Regions from separate parts of the Homo sapiens genome. Here region 1 is linked to region 2. A link is a contact called in ENCODE Hi-C or POLR2A ChIA-PET data. All regions are on one chromosome and are shown on one strand. The core of a region is the stretch at or near the end of the contact, and the rest is flanking DNA. Distances in the headings are between cores, read along the strand shown. Region 1 overlaps IQSEC1 (IQ motif and Sec7 domain ArfGEF 1). Region 2 holds the start of LINC02022 (long intergenic non-protein coding RNA 2022).

Region 1 (6,589 bases), core at 3,038-5,537, 63 kb after region 2:
GGGGAGAACAGGCAGATCTGAAAATCCTCCCATTCTATTGCTAAAGCTTTGAGCAGGGACTCGCAATAAACACTCACCAACCTAATCAACTGTACAAAGGAGCAAATGAGTCCCCATCTCAGACTTCAGGCCCCAGAGCCTCAGGTTGCAGGGGAGCGTTGGCCTCGCCGGGAAGCCCATCCCACACTGTCTGACCCCAGAGCTCACGCCTCTGCTCCAGGCCTGTGCACCTCCCTCCTGTCTGACCCCAGAGCCCACGCCTCTGCTCCAGGCCTGTGCACCTCCCTCCGGCTCGCCTCGTCTTTGCAGCCCGAGGGCACATCACACACGCCCGGGACTGGAAGCACTTCAGTCAGGCGCCAAATCTGTGCTTCCAGGCACAGATCACAGGGAACAACGGCTGGTCCTTAAAGAGATGCAGCCGGGCCTCCGCTCCTAAGAGGAGGATTCAAAACAATCTCATCACCCTAAGTTCACAGAAGCACAGAGACAGACAAGCAGTTTCCCTGCAGGTCCCTGGAGCTGAAGCAGGAAGCCCCTTGGTGGCCCACAGGCTGCTGCTGAGCTGCTGGGAGGCACCGTCAGGGAGGGGAGTGTGGGACCCTCACTGTGCTGCCCCCGACCCAGGATGGAGGAGCAATGTTCACCTCAAGTCTGAAGGAATTCCACCCTTCACCAAGCCCTTTCTAACCTGGCCTGAAACCACTGTGAGCAGGCAGAGCAGGGCATCCTTCCCTGATGGTTGGGGGTGAGTGAGGGCCCAGGCCTGCCTGAGAACTTGAGAGGGGCCTTTGTTCCCAGTTGGCCGCGGTGTGGGGCAGAGGGGGTTGGGGAAAGAGATCAGGCGGCAGCCACTGAACTCAGAATGGGCAGGAGATGGGAGTGCCTGGCGCTGGTAGTTCAGGGTGGCTTTGGGCCCCGGGGCAGGGTATCTTTGGGGATAGGATTGCAATGGTGGTGGCCTGGGGCAGACTTTCTGGGCCTGTGGCAGCCCAGGATTCCGCTCTGGGCACTCCTGGGTTCCTGGCTGCCCTGGGTCAGCAGGTCCAGAACATGCTTGGGAGTGGCCGGGCCTCCCTCTCCAGGAAGGGAAGGCCTGACAGTCACCCACAGTCTTCCCTTCCATCCTGGAGCCAGGGTCCTGGGGGTCATCAGTTTAATCCCTCCCCCGACTCAAACGCCCCCATTCAATCTGTCACCGGGTCCTGTCCAGTCTATTGAATAGCATCAGCTTGTGCAATGTGGCAGCCCTTCCACACTCCAAAAAAAAAAAAAAAAATCAAACCCAACTTCAAACCACCCCAAAAAAAAGAAATGGCTGGGCCATCCTACTGCAACCAGTGTGGCACCACAGGATTCTTCAGCAAACGTGGACAAAAGTGAGCACAGTGTGGAATTTTCCACATAGCTATGAACCCATTTGAGCCAGAGGACATCACCTCTTGATGGCCCCAATCAGCAACTACGCAGTGCAGTATTAGACCCTAAAAAAGTGGCTTTTCTGAGTTTATCTGAACTGATAAATAAAAATACAATTTAAGTGAAAATACCCAGTATTGACAAGTACATGCAGCCATGGGCACTCTAGGACTCTGCTGCTAGGAGTATAAATCAGGACAGGAAGTTATCGAACTTAAATGATGTGGACGCTTGACTATTTTCTGGCTGAACTCGTAAAGATGTTTTGCTCTACAGCAACACTCTGGGCTCTCAGCCCCACCTTCCTGATTAGGACTCAGCTCTACCCAGTTTCTTCCTGGGGCAGGAAGAACTATCCTATGTCAACCTTTCCCTTTCTAGGGCAGAAACACAGATACCTTAGTGACAGAGCTTGGCTATAAAGTGATGGTCACATTTTACCAGCATACATGAGTCTCTAGGTGGGACTTTTGGGTTAGAGAACAGCCAGACTGGCTCCTATATCCCTGCCCCGACCTCTTGAGCTCAGCTGCTGGACATCTCACCACCCACTGTAGCTGCCTTGGGGATGCTTCTCCCAAAAACCCAGCCCATTGAACAGGACTGGTGAACACACCAGTGTGAGTCCTTAACTGCGCCTCTGAATTTATTATCTCTCTCAGACACCTGGGCTACATGCAGACCAAGGAATGGGCCGAGGCACCTCTTCCAAGTCCCTGAATATTCCTGGCAGTTCAGAGTCTCTGGAACATCCTATGAGCGTTAGGTGGCTGCCGCCCAGCCCCTTTCCATAGATTTGTGCAAAGGAAATAAGACCAATGTGTGCAGCAGTACATACGAGGATGTCCACAGCAGTGTTGTTTCTGATTATAAACATCTGGAAATAACCTAAATGAGCATCGACAAGGGGATGACTGAAATTAATTCTGTATCCACACACTGGAAATAACATCAAAATGGGGTAAAGATCTAGTTTGATGGCTGTTCTTATGAAAAAGCCTTGGGGATTTTTTGTGGACTATAAGATGAATGTGAGCTGATGTCATGATGTGGCCGAGAAGCCAGTCACCAACATGAATAAAAAGCCAGGAGCAAAAATAGCCCTGCTGCCCGCCACAGTTCTCAGACACAGCAGAAGACAGTGTCTGGGGGCTGCACAGACAGTCCAGAGCCTGAGGGCAGGGACAGCAGACCTGGGACACCTGCATGCCCTACCCACTCCTCCCTGGCAGACATTGCTAATTGATCACAGACTCCCTCCTAAAGAGCTTGGATGAAGCCTCAGCCTCCTTCCAACACAGCACTCCATACAACTGATCCCAGCTAGCATGTGAGATGGACTCTATTTGCCAAGGCCAAATAACAGTATGCCAGGAAGCAGTATAACAGTATGCTCCTATCAAGAGCTGGGGCTGTGCAGCCGGGAGGAAAGCAGCCTCGGGGAGATGATGTGATCCCCATCATCAAGCCTCTGACAGGCTGACAAGCCGAGGCTAGAGATTTCTCCTGCAGGCAGAACTATGACTGCCAATACCCGACGTGATGAAGTACACTCTCATGTGGTTAGGGCTGCTTAGGAGGTGGTGAGTTCTCTGTCACTGGAGGTGTGCAAGCTGCGGCAGGTCAGACACCCGTCAGAGAGGTGGTACAAGGGACTCCAATCCTGGCTGGAAGCCTCTATCCCAGGGCCATATGACCTGTCTGAGTCTGCCATCTTTACACCGAGGTCTCAGCTTAACCCCACTTCCTCCACAAGGCCACCCTCACCCCACACACTCTTCCCCACCCCGGGGATCACCTGATCTCGTGTGCAGTCCATCTGCACCATGGAGGAGTCTTGCTCTGTGAGGGTGGGAGACAACTGCCCAAGCATCCCCCAAAGCCCTGGCCTCCAGCAAAGATGGGAATGGCCATGAGCAGGAGGCCTGCTCCTTCCCATGAGATGAGTTCTGTATGTCCTGGATGGGCCCCTGGTGGTGGGACAGGCCAAGGACAGGGCCAGAGAGCACGTAAGGGCCTGGAGCTGCATGTGGATGCATCCACACTCTGCCCCAGAGCCCATCACGTGCTAAGGCACAGTGAGCCCTCCTTTCCCAGACTGGGGACTCCAAGCTTTGGTCACTGAAAGGTCGCCAAGCTCTTCCCCCTTCTCCAGTTTTCCAAACATGTTTTCCTGTGATGGAAGTGGTATGTGGTGTTTTATGTGGGGACATGGCTGGGTGAAGCGCTAGATCCCTATAGGACAGTGTTGCAATGGACACCTCGCAGGAATAGAGATCACAACTTGAAGAGTTTCCTCCTGCTGCCCCGCCCCACCCAGGCTTTCTGCCAAGCAAGGGGCCAAGCAGGCTCCTGGGTGGAATTCTAGCTCTACTGCTTACCAGCTGTGTGACCACAGGAGGAATTAATGCTGTGCCTCAGGTTCCTTCCTCTAAAATTGGGGTAATTAGTGTATCTACTTCACAGGACTGTGAAGACTTAGTGGAGCTAATTAATACAGTGAGGTCCTTAAGAAAGTGCTTGGCTCTTAAAAAGCACTTTTCAATGGCTGTCTTGGGTTATTCTCTGATCTACAAGCCCCAGCAGCTGGAGGCAGGAAGGGCAGACAAGCCTAGTGCCCCAAGCCAGGGTCACCTGCCCTGCACCCTGCCTGCTGTTGAGACCCTCTCTTCGAGACACCCACCTCCAGGCTGGAGAGCCTGACCCCAGGGTGGAGGGAGACCTGGACCCAGACACCTTCCACTGGCCTGTTCCCTGGACTGGGGAGCTCATGGGGATGGGTGAGAAAGGCAGACAGTCCAACCCCAGCCCCTCAGCCCAGACCTGTTGGATGCCACGTCCCGACTCGCCAGGGAATGAGTCAGGGCTGGGGGGCTGTGGCCTCTCAGCCACGGATGTCTCTAATTATGGCCTATGAAGTAATGAATGACTTTTCTCAAGAAAAATGTTAGCCAGGGGAGGTTCTGGGCACCAGTGAGGGTACAAGATGAAAGCAGTGACCCACTGTTCACCCCCAATATCGACAACGACAATGGTAGTAACAGCGAATGTCTATATGGCTAGTGATGTTCTAAGCTGTATATGGAACACATTCAGTGCTCTCAATACCCTGCAGGCACGGAAAGGTGGCACCCATCCCCAAGGGCATATGGGCAGCTTGGCCAGGACGCCCGAACACTTGCCCATTGTGTTCATGCAACTTCTTACGGAGAGGGCAAACACACATGTATGTACACACATATACATACGCAAACACAAGTATACACGGGTCTGAATTATACAGCAGCAACTTCTCCACAAACCTGCCAGGTACAAGATGCCGTGGTGGGTGTGTTTAAAATACATGACCTGTAACTCAACCACCGTCGCTGGGAGGTAGCTAGGACTGCTCCCTTCTGCAGATGACAAACTCAGGGATGGAAGAGTTGAGTCACCAAGTCAAGGTTGTGAGTATAAGACAGAGTTGTGTGGGACCTGACCCCACACCATGCCTCTCCTGCCCAGCTGCTCAGGGGAAAAGCATGCTGCTGGCAGCTTGGACAGGGCTGGGTCCAGAGCCTAGGGGTCCTGGGGTTGTGCACAGTTATGAGATAAATCAGAGAAATAAGCCTAGCCACGTGTGGCCAGAGGGTGGCCACATCACATGGCAAAGCCACCCTCTTCAGAGGGGGCCGGGCCCCATGCTAGAGGAAGCAGGCAATCTTGAAAGCCTGTCTGTGGTTAAATGTCCATGCCAGCAGCCTCAGGCCAGACTCCTGGCAGTCTGCACAGGCCAGAGCAAAACAGCCTCCTGAAGTACGTATGCCCATCACGCCTCCAGGCCTCATGGCTTCCCCTATACTCTGCTTTCAGGGTTTCTGATTTCCAGAAAGGGAGCCTAGACTGGGCAGGCACAATTCATTTCCAGCCCTCACAAGCTCCCTCTTGGGGCTTTCTGTGGCTCTTCTCTGCCTAGGCCACATTAACCAAGGTTAGTCACCCAGAGGAAGGAAGGGGATGGTCTTGTTCTGCACAGGGCTATCTTCACCTCTATGCCCCCGTCTCGGGGAGGGATGGGACACAGCCAGGCAGGGTCTGGGGGGCGGGTGGGGGCACATCCTCTGAGCAAGAGCAGGGATGGCACAGCTGGAGAGAGGTGGCCGCCACCCCTGCCAGGTCTCTGCAGGGTGGTCCTGGTGCAGAGAGAACAGGCAGGTTTGTGAGGCCAGGGGCAGGAGCTTCAGACAGCTAGCAGTTTTGAACAGTTCAGCAATTTAAGAAGGGGCTGCTTTAAGGGCTAGTGCAGGTGTTCAAGCAGGGTCTGGAAAAATCAGTCTTTCTGGGCTGATGTGGCTGGGGCTGGGTCACCCACACGTATGCTCACCCACTATGCCACTATGCGACGGGGGAGCCCAGCACAAGCTAAGTACACAGATTTCACCCCTGCAACAAGCCTGTCAAGAAAGCACTGCTCTTCCCATTCTCCATATGAGAAAATGGAGGCTCAAGAAGGGCCCACTGTGATCCTTGCCCAGGACTGCAGACCACAGAGCAGAGCCAAGATTCAAATCCATGTCATTCTTCTAGTCCTTCCCATTCTGGAATGTTCTCGGGACTGCAGTCCCCAAGAGTTAGCCTGGCCCCAAGGAGCAGAATGCAAGGATACAAAGAAATGGACCTCAAAGGAAAACCGAATGTGCAAAGAAGGGACATAAAGTTGGCCAGCTGTGGTGGCTCACGCCTGCAATCCTAGCACTTTGGGAGGCCGAGGTGGGACACTGCTTGAGGCCAGGAGTTTGAGATCAGTTTGAGAAACGTAGCAAGACCCTGTCTCCACAAAACATTTTTTAAAAATATTAGCTGGGCATGATGGCAAGTGTCTGTAGTCCCGGTGCTTTCGGAGGCCAGGGCAGGAGGATCACTTGAGGCCAGGAGTTGAAGACCAGCCTGGATAACATAATGAGACTCCATCTCTACAAATTTTTTTTTTTTTTGATACGGAGTCTCACTCTGTTGCCCAGGCTGGAGTGCAGTGGCGTGATCTCGGCTCACCGCAAGCTTCACCCCCGGGGTTCATGCCATTCTCCTGCCTCAGCCTCCCAAGTAGCTGGGACTACAGGCACCCACCACCATGCCTGGCTAATTTTTTTTTTGTATTTTTAGTAGAGACGGGGTTTCATAGTGTTCACCA
Region 2 (6,209 bases), core at 1,807-4,306:
GTGTCAGCACCTTGCTCAGGGACTTCCAGCCTCCGGAACTGTGAGGAAACAAAATGTCTGTTTTGGAGCCGCCCAGGCTGTGGGGTTTTGGTAAGGCAGCCTGAGCAGACTAATGCAACAGCCTCAACAAAACTGCAATCGATGAGAAAAAAACAGTGGGCTTGAAGAAAAAAATGAATTCCAGTCAAAATCTCAACAGTTTCATTTGGGAGGTGAGATGAGAGAGGAAACAGGTGGGAAAAGAGAGGTAAAAGGCTCGGTTAGTCTCGGGGCTGGAGAAGGTCAAGGTAGTGGACAGAGGCCCCCGGCTGCCGCCGCGGGTTCCGCGACGCTGACCGTGTATGTGACCCAAGAGACTTCTTTACCAAGGCCAGCACGGCCGGGGACCCGGATTTCACCTGGGAGAGACATTAGAGCTGGGGGTGCACATTCTGCAGAGTAGAGGGACCACTGAGTGGCCCATCTCTGGAAGCACCCCCGCTTCAGCCTTACATGCTGGGCTTTCCTCCTGGGGCCTAAGGAGTACGGGTGGGGACCCCTGCCCAGGTCACACTGAGAGGGTGACAGCATACTGGCAGCCCTTGCAGCCCTCGCTCACTCTCGGCGCCTCCTCGGCCTTGGCGCCCACTCTGGCCGCGCTTGAGGAGCCCTTCAGCCCACCGCTGCACTGTGGGAGCGCCTTTCTGGGCTGGCCAAGGCCGGAGCCGGCTCCCTCGGCTTGCGGGGAGGTGTGGAGGGAGAGGCACGGGGCGGGAACCCGGGCTGCCCGTGCGCTTGGGGGCCAGCTAGAGTTCCGGGTGGGCGTGGGCTTGGCGGGCCCCGCACTCGGAGCTGCTGGCCGGCCGCAAGCCCCGGACAGTGAGGGGCTTAGCACCTGGGCCAGCAGGTGCTGTGCTCGATTTCTCGCGGAGCCTTAGCTGCCTCCCAGCGGGGCAGGGCTTGGGACCTGCAGCCCTCCATGCCTGAGCCTCCCCGCCCCCCGCTGTGGGCTGCTGCGCGGCCCGAGCCTCCCGGACGAGCGCCGCTCCCTGCTCCACCGCGCCCAGTCCCATCGACCACCCAAGGGCTGAGGAGTGCGGGCACACAGGCGCCGGACTGGCAGGCACCTCCACCTGTGGCCCCGGTGCGGGATCCACTGGGTGAAGCCAGCTGGGCTCCTGAGTCTGGTGGGGACTTGGAGAATCTTTATGTCTAGCTAAGGGATTGTAAATACACCAATCTGCACCCTGTGTCTAGCTCAGGGTTTGTGAATGCACCAATAGGCACTCTGTATCTAGTTAATCTGTTGGGGACTTGGAGAATCTTTATGTCTAGCTAAGGGATTGTGAATGCACCAATCGGCACTCTGTATCTAGCTCAAGGTTTGTAAATGCACCAATCAGCACCCTATCAAAATGGACCAATCAGCTCTCTGTAAAACAGACCAATCGGCTCTCTGTAAAATGGACCAATCAGCAGGATGTGGGTGGGGCCAGATAAGAGAATAAAAGCAGGCTTCCGGAGCCAGCAGTGGGAACTCGCTTAAGGTCCCTTTGCTGGTTGTGGAATGTTTGTTCTTTTACTTTTTGCACTTAAATTATGCTGCTGCTTAATGTTGGGGTCCACACTGCTTTTGCTGAGCTGTGAGACTTACCATGAAGGCCTGCAGCTTCACTCCTCAGCCAGTGAGACCAGGAACCTACCAGAAGAAAGAAACTCCAAACGCATCTGAAGGTCGGAAGGAGCAAACTCTGGACACGCTGCTTTTAAGAACTGTAACACCATGAGGGTCTGCGGCTTCATTCTTGAAACCAGTGAGATCAAGAACCCACCAATTACAAACACAACACCTCAACAACACCTCATGAGCAGGTAAGGACACCTGGGCACTGCTCAGGGACGGCATGTAGTCTGCAGAGTTGGGAAGCTCTGTCTATACTAAGGGTGTTTTTTGAGGGAAGGGCAAATTGATATGAATGTCGGAATCAAATTCAAGCTCCTTCAATTCTAATCGAGTGCTGCTTTAAAAAAAGCTGGACCAACATGAAGTATCACCAAGCACTACCTCTGTAAGGCAGCAGCCCGAGCTCTGCTCATGGCTGGTCTCCAGCAGCTGCCAGCGGGCTGGCCCTCCTCCCTCATCAGCCATGCTGAGCATTCCCTGCCTTTTCGGGAGAACACGCGGTCACGCGGGCTGCAGTAAGGCAGGAGGAAGGAGCAGGCGGAAATGCTGAGGAACTCCTTGGTTCTCTCACCCCAGAACTCTTCCCAGCCTGCCAGGCTCTGGGCCTGAGGGATCATTCACCCACCAATCCCACCCCGTGACTTAGTCATGGAGGAAGTGAGGCCTGGAGAGAGGGGACTTGTCCCAGCAGGGATTAGGGCTTTCTTCCCTGCTGTGTGGCAGACGCTCCTGCACCGAATTCTGCCATGCCACGCACCACATGCTCACTGGCGCCTTTTTTGGGTTCTCAGTGCTGCCCCCACAAGCTTAACTTGTAGCTGGGGAAGACCAGCAGAGGTCGGAACAATTAATACAATCACGCAGCCTGAGAGAGAGCAGTAGTGCTACGGAAAAAGAGTACTTCAATTTAAAAATTCTAATTGTAAAAATAAATTTTAAAGAGAACTGGCCCAGGACATCCATGCCACATTCCCTCTTCCTCCAGGCCCTTCCTGACGCCCTTGACTCCGGCCTGTCCTGAGGCATGCAGATGCCACTCACCTCCAAGTTCTCCAGAACCTCTGGGACACCAAAGACCCTGACCTCGGAGGTGGTGTAGTGGTTGCTCAGAAGGATTTCAGACTGCTTGGCATAGAGATCTGGGCTGAAGGGTACTGGCCAGCTGGCAAATGACACGGAGTTCAGCCTTGTCCTCACACAGCGAGGGAAGGACGGGGAGGTTTGGAGCTGACAGTCAACAAATGGGTAATGGGCGGCCATTAGTGAAGTGGCAGGAAGTGGGGCAGCACACACAGCGCGAGTTGTTTTGTGTATGAACGGCCAGGCGACGGTGTCTGAACATCTTTCCTTAATTTTGCGAACGGAAACAGGGCACGATGAACCTGGGAACTCACAAAAATGATGAGCATAGAGCTCTGCGGGGTGCGGTAAGAAGGGGGGAGGGGATGAAAATATCTTTGCATGGGGTTTTGACTTGTGAGCCATGCAAGTATTTTACATGTTCAAAACCTACAATTAAGCCCCCAAGGAGGAACAAAAACTCAAACTGTAACTTGTCTTCCTATCCATCCACCGTCACCAGACAGCAGCAGCTTAATGTAGAGGTGGAATGGGTCACTGCAGCCACAGCACACAGCCACCTGGGGACATGGCCTTAGAAGGCCAGGGCTCTGCCTTACAGGGAGCGGTGCATGCTGTGAGCCAGAGACCACCACGTGGTGCTGTCTCCTCCCCAGCAGGGGTCTGCAGCTGGGGGTGCAGGTGGCAGGGGCTCCTCTCATGCTCTTACCTAGTAACCCTTGCACGGAATGTTTGCTTCCTGCCCCAGAAACTTTGAGTTCTGCTTGTTTGGAGGTCTTAGTTTCTACGAGGGAATGCTTCCCCAGAGGAAATCTGGCATGGTTCCAGTGCATTGGAAGATGAGACTTTCCCCTGGCCATGTGGGGCTCCCCAGGCCACTGAAGCAATGGGAGGCAAAAGGGTTTCTCTACTAGCTGGAGAGAGTGATCCCAGTCACCAAGGCTTTGCTACGCAATGGGGACAAGAACCCAGGGGCTTCTCTGGTATATCCATACCCAATGGTAATGGCTCGTGGGAAATTCTAGCAGCCAAAAAAGGACAGTTGAAGAATCAGAGTCCTTAGGAATGATGGTTTCAGTCACACCCCACATAGGAGAAACTTGAGGCCAGGTGCAGTGGATTCATGCCCGTAATCCCGGCACTTCAGGAGGCCAAGGTGGGCAGATCACTTGAGCCCAGGAGTTCAAGGTTACAGTGAGCCATGATTTTGCCACTGCACTTCAGCCTGGGTGACGGTTTCTCTATAAAACCAATTTTAAAGAAACTTGACCGGCTTAGGTCTGTATGAGGGCAGGGGACAATGGAATGGGTTTGGGAAGAAGGAAGCCACAGACATTACCCACAGCTGTGCCTTCCATTAGCAAAGGGAGGGCTGCAGTAGCTTTACTCACTTTCACTTTCCCGGTTACACACGTGTTAGTTGGTTTGTGCTATTTCCTTCTTTCCATTTTTCACTTTCTATACAGGTGTCGATAGGTAACGTTACAATTTAGTCTTCAGGGAACAGAATATTCAGCAGCGCTGTGATGGAATCTGAGGAGTCACTCAGAGCCCCGCCCCCCCACCACCCCATACACAGTGACTGAGGGACTGTGCCTCATTGTGGGCAAGGGGTGAGAAAACCCCTTCGTGATCTGAAGTGTGGCTGTATCTTGGGAGGTGGAAACACAAGGCTGCTTGCTTGTTCTGAATTTCACATGTGCGTGGAAGGTGCATGTGGAAGCTGAGTGTCATATGGTAGCTGGGTTAGAGCCTTTTTGTCTCTCAGCTCCAAAGCCACTGTTCACCGCCTTGCTCTGTGATCATGGCATTGGACTTTGTCAATGTTCTCCTCTGCCAGTTAGCAGAGGTGACACTGGGGGTGCTACGGGAAGAAGGGGCATCCCTCCTGGTTGCACTGGGCAGCGCTCTCTTCCCATCTGCAGCTGCCGTGGGCAAGCAGGGTTCCATGGGGGTGACTTCCCACATGCAATGCCCTGTCTGCCAGCACCCGAGGGACGTCCTGCTTGCCAGTCCTGTCTCACATTCCCATGCCTGCCAGCCCCAGCCTGCTGGCTGCAGCAACTGCCATCTGGGGCATCTGACACGGTCTCCGCCATTCCAAGGGCTGCTTCCACTCCTCCAGTGAGAGCGAGCCTCGGGACCAGAGGAGCGGCCCAAACAACCCTGAGTGTGATGAGAAACCATTGTTACCGTGGCTCTAAGCTAGGAAGTTTTGCGGTGTTTGGCTTTGTAGCAAAAGGTAACTGACACCCCTTTTATTTAGGGGTCTGCCGTTTCTCCAGTGATTTGTCACGCCATCTTCACTGTATCCTAAGTTTCCATTTTATGGAGTCTGTTTCTGGACTTTCCATTCTGTTCAGCTCGTCTGAATCCGCACATACCAATACTGCAGGTTTAATGACAGAAGCTTTCTAGTGTGCTGCAGTGATGTCTGGATGTACCACTAACTCTAAAAACAAACAAAAAAGACTGATTTTCCTGGAGAGTCTTGCCTTGTCAAAACTGGAATTGAAAATAATCTTGACTAGCTCCATTTTTTTAAAAAAACTGAGAAGTATTGACATCTGTATGTTAAATTGTGTTATCTTAAAACTCGGTATATTTCTCAGTGTTTTAATCTTTTCCTCACTTGTCATTATTTTTTGAAGTTATTCCTAGTTATCTTTTTCCTTTTTTTGAGACATGGTCTCTCTGTCACCCAGGCTGGAGTGCAGTGGTGCAATCATGGTTCACTGCAGTCTTAACCTCCTGGCCTCGAGCTATTCTCTTGCCTCAGCCCCCCAGGTAGTTGGGACTACAGCCGTGAGCCACCATGTCCAGCTAATGTTTTTTATTTTTAGGAGAGATGAGGTCTCCCTATGTTGCCCAGGCTGGCCCCAAATTCCTAGACTCAAGTGATGCTCCTGCCTCAGCCTCCCAAAGTGCTAGGATTATGGTGTGTCGCCATGCCCAGCTCCTATATATCTTTTGTAAAAATTTTATCTTGTACATGCATTCTTTTTTCCTTTTATTATTCTTTTAAACTTATTAATGTCTATTGATTCATATACATTAATTTGCTTTTCAGTCATCTTGCTGAGTTTCCTCATTGTGCCTTAACTTTTTCATTGATTTCTTGGGATTTCCAGAAATGCTGTTGTATCATCTGCAAATAGAAATAATTTGCCTCTTTGGTGGGGCACAGTAGCTTATTCCTGTAATCCTAGCACTTTGGGAGGCTGAGGTGGGAGGATCGCTTGAGCTTAGGAGTTTGAGACCAGCCTGGGCAACATAGCGAGACCTCATCTCTACTAAAAATAAAAATTAGCCGGGGGTGGTGGTGCACACCTGTAGTCCCAGCTACTGGGCTGAATGAGGCGGGAGAAACACTTGAGCCCAGGAGGTTGAAGCTGCCGTGAGCTGTGACTGCACCACTGAACTCCAGCCTGGGTGAGAGGGCAAGACTCTTGTCTCAAAAAAAAAA

What was found. A loop is a pair of places that touch in the nucleus more often than their neighbours do. ChIA-PET counts read pairs that join two places held with the same protein, here RNA polymerase II (POLR2A). Pooled maps may share reads with other maps.
Region 1: a loop to region 2 is called in a map of G401, with 6 times the contacts of the local background. The contact joins the enhancer-like site here to the promoter of LINC02022 in region 2. A Hi-C loop is called at or near these places in 4 of 168 maps with a recorded cell type or tissue (G401, dorsolateral prefrontal cortex, endothelial cell of hepatic sinusoid and 1 more) and 3 of 50 pooled maps. POLR2A ChIA-PET finds 5 or more read pairs at or near these places in 3 of 52 experiments (HepG2, OCI-LY7 and activated CD4-positive, alpha-beta T cell).

The regions. Positions count from the first base shown.
Region 1 is chr3:12,944,269-12,950,857 of GRCh38, forward strand. The region is part of intron 1 of IQSEC1 (IQ motif and Sec7 domain ArfGEF 1); the gene reads right to left. Among named protein-coding and RNA genes, the nearest start is that of LINC02022, 62 kb to the left of the region's middle. RefSeq lists enhancers at 89-774, 775-1,460, 2,815-3,316, 5,491-5,670 and a silencer at 4,851-4,930. Within about 2 kb of position 4,288, at least 8 of the 41 ENCODE cell types and tissues checked have a DNase peak (open chromatin) inside an H3K27ac peak, as active enhancers do; they include dorsolateral prefrontal cortex, where a contact is called at or near this core.
Region 2 is chr3:12,882,155-12,888,363 of GRCh38, forward strand. LINC02022 (long intergenic non-protein coding RNA 2022) reads right to left here and starts at 3,057. Exons shown (of 3, transcript NR_136189.1): 1 at 2,705-3,057. It overlaps LOC105376956 (a long non-coding RNA gene), which reads left to right. Exons shown (of 5, transcript XR_940601.4): 3 at 1-212; 4 at 1,649-1,851. RefSeq lists enhancers at 2,807-2,936, 3,027-3,116.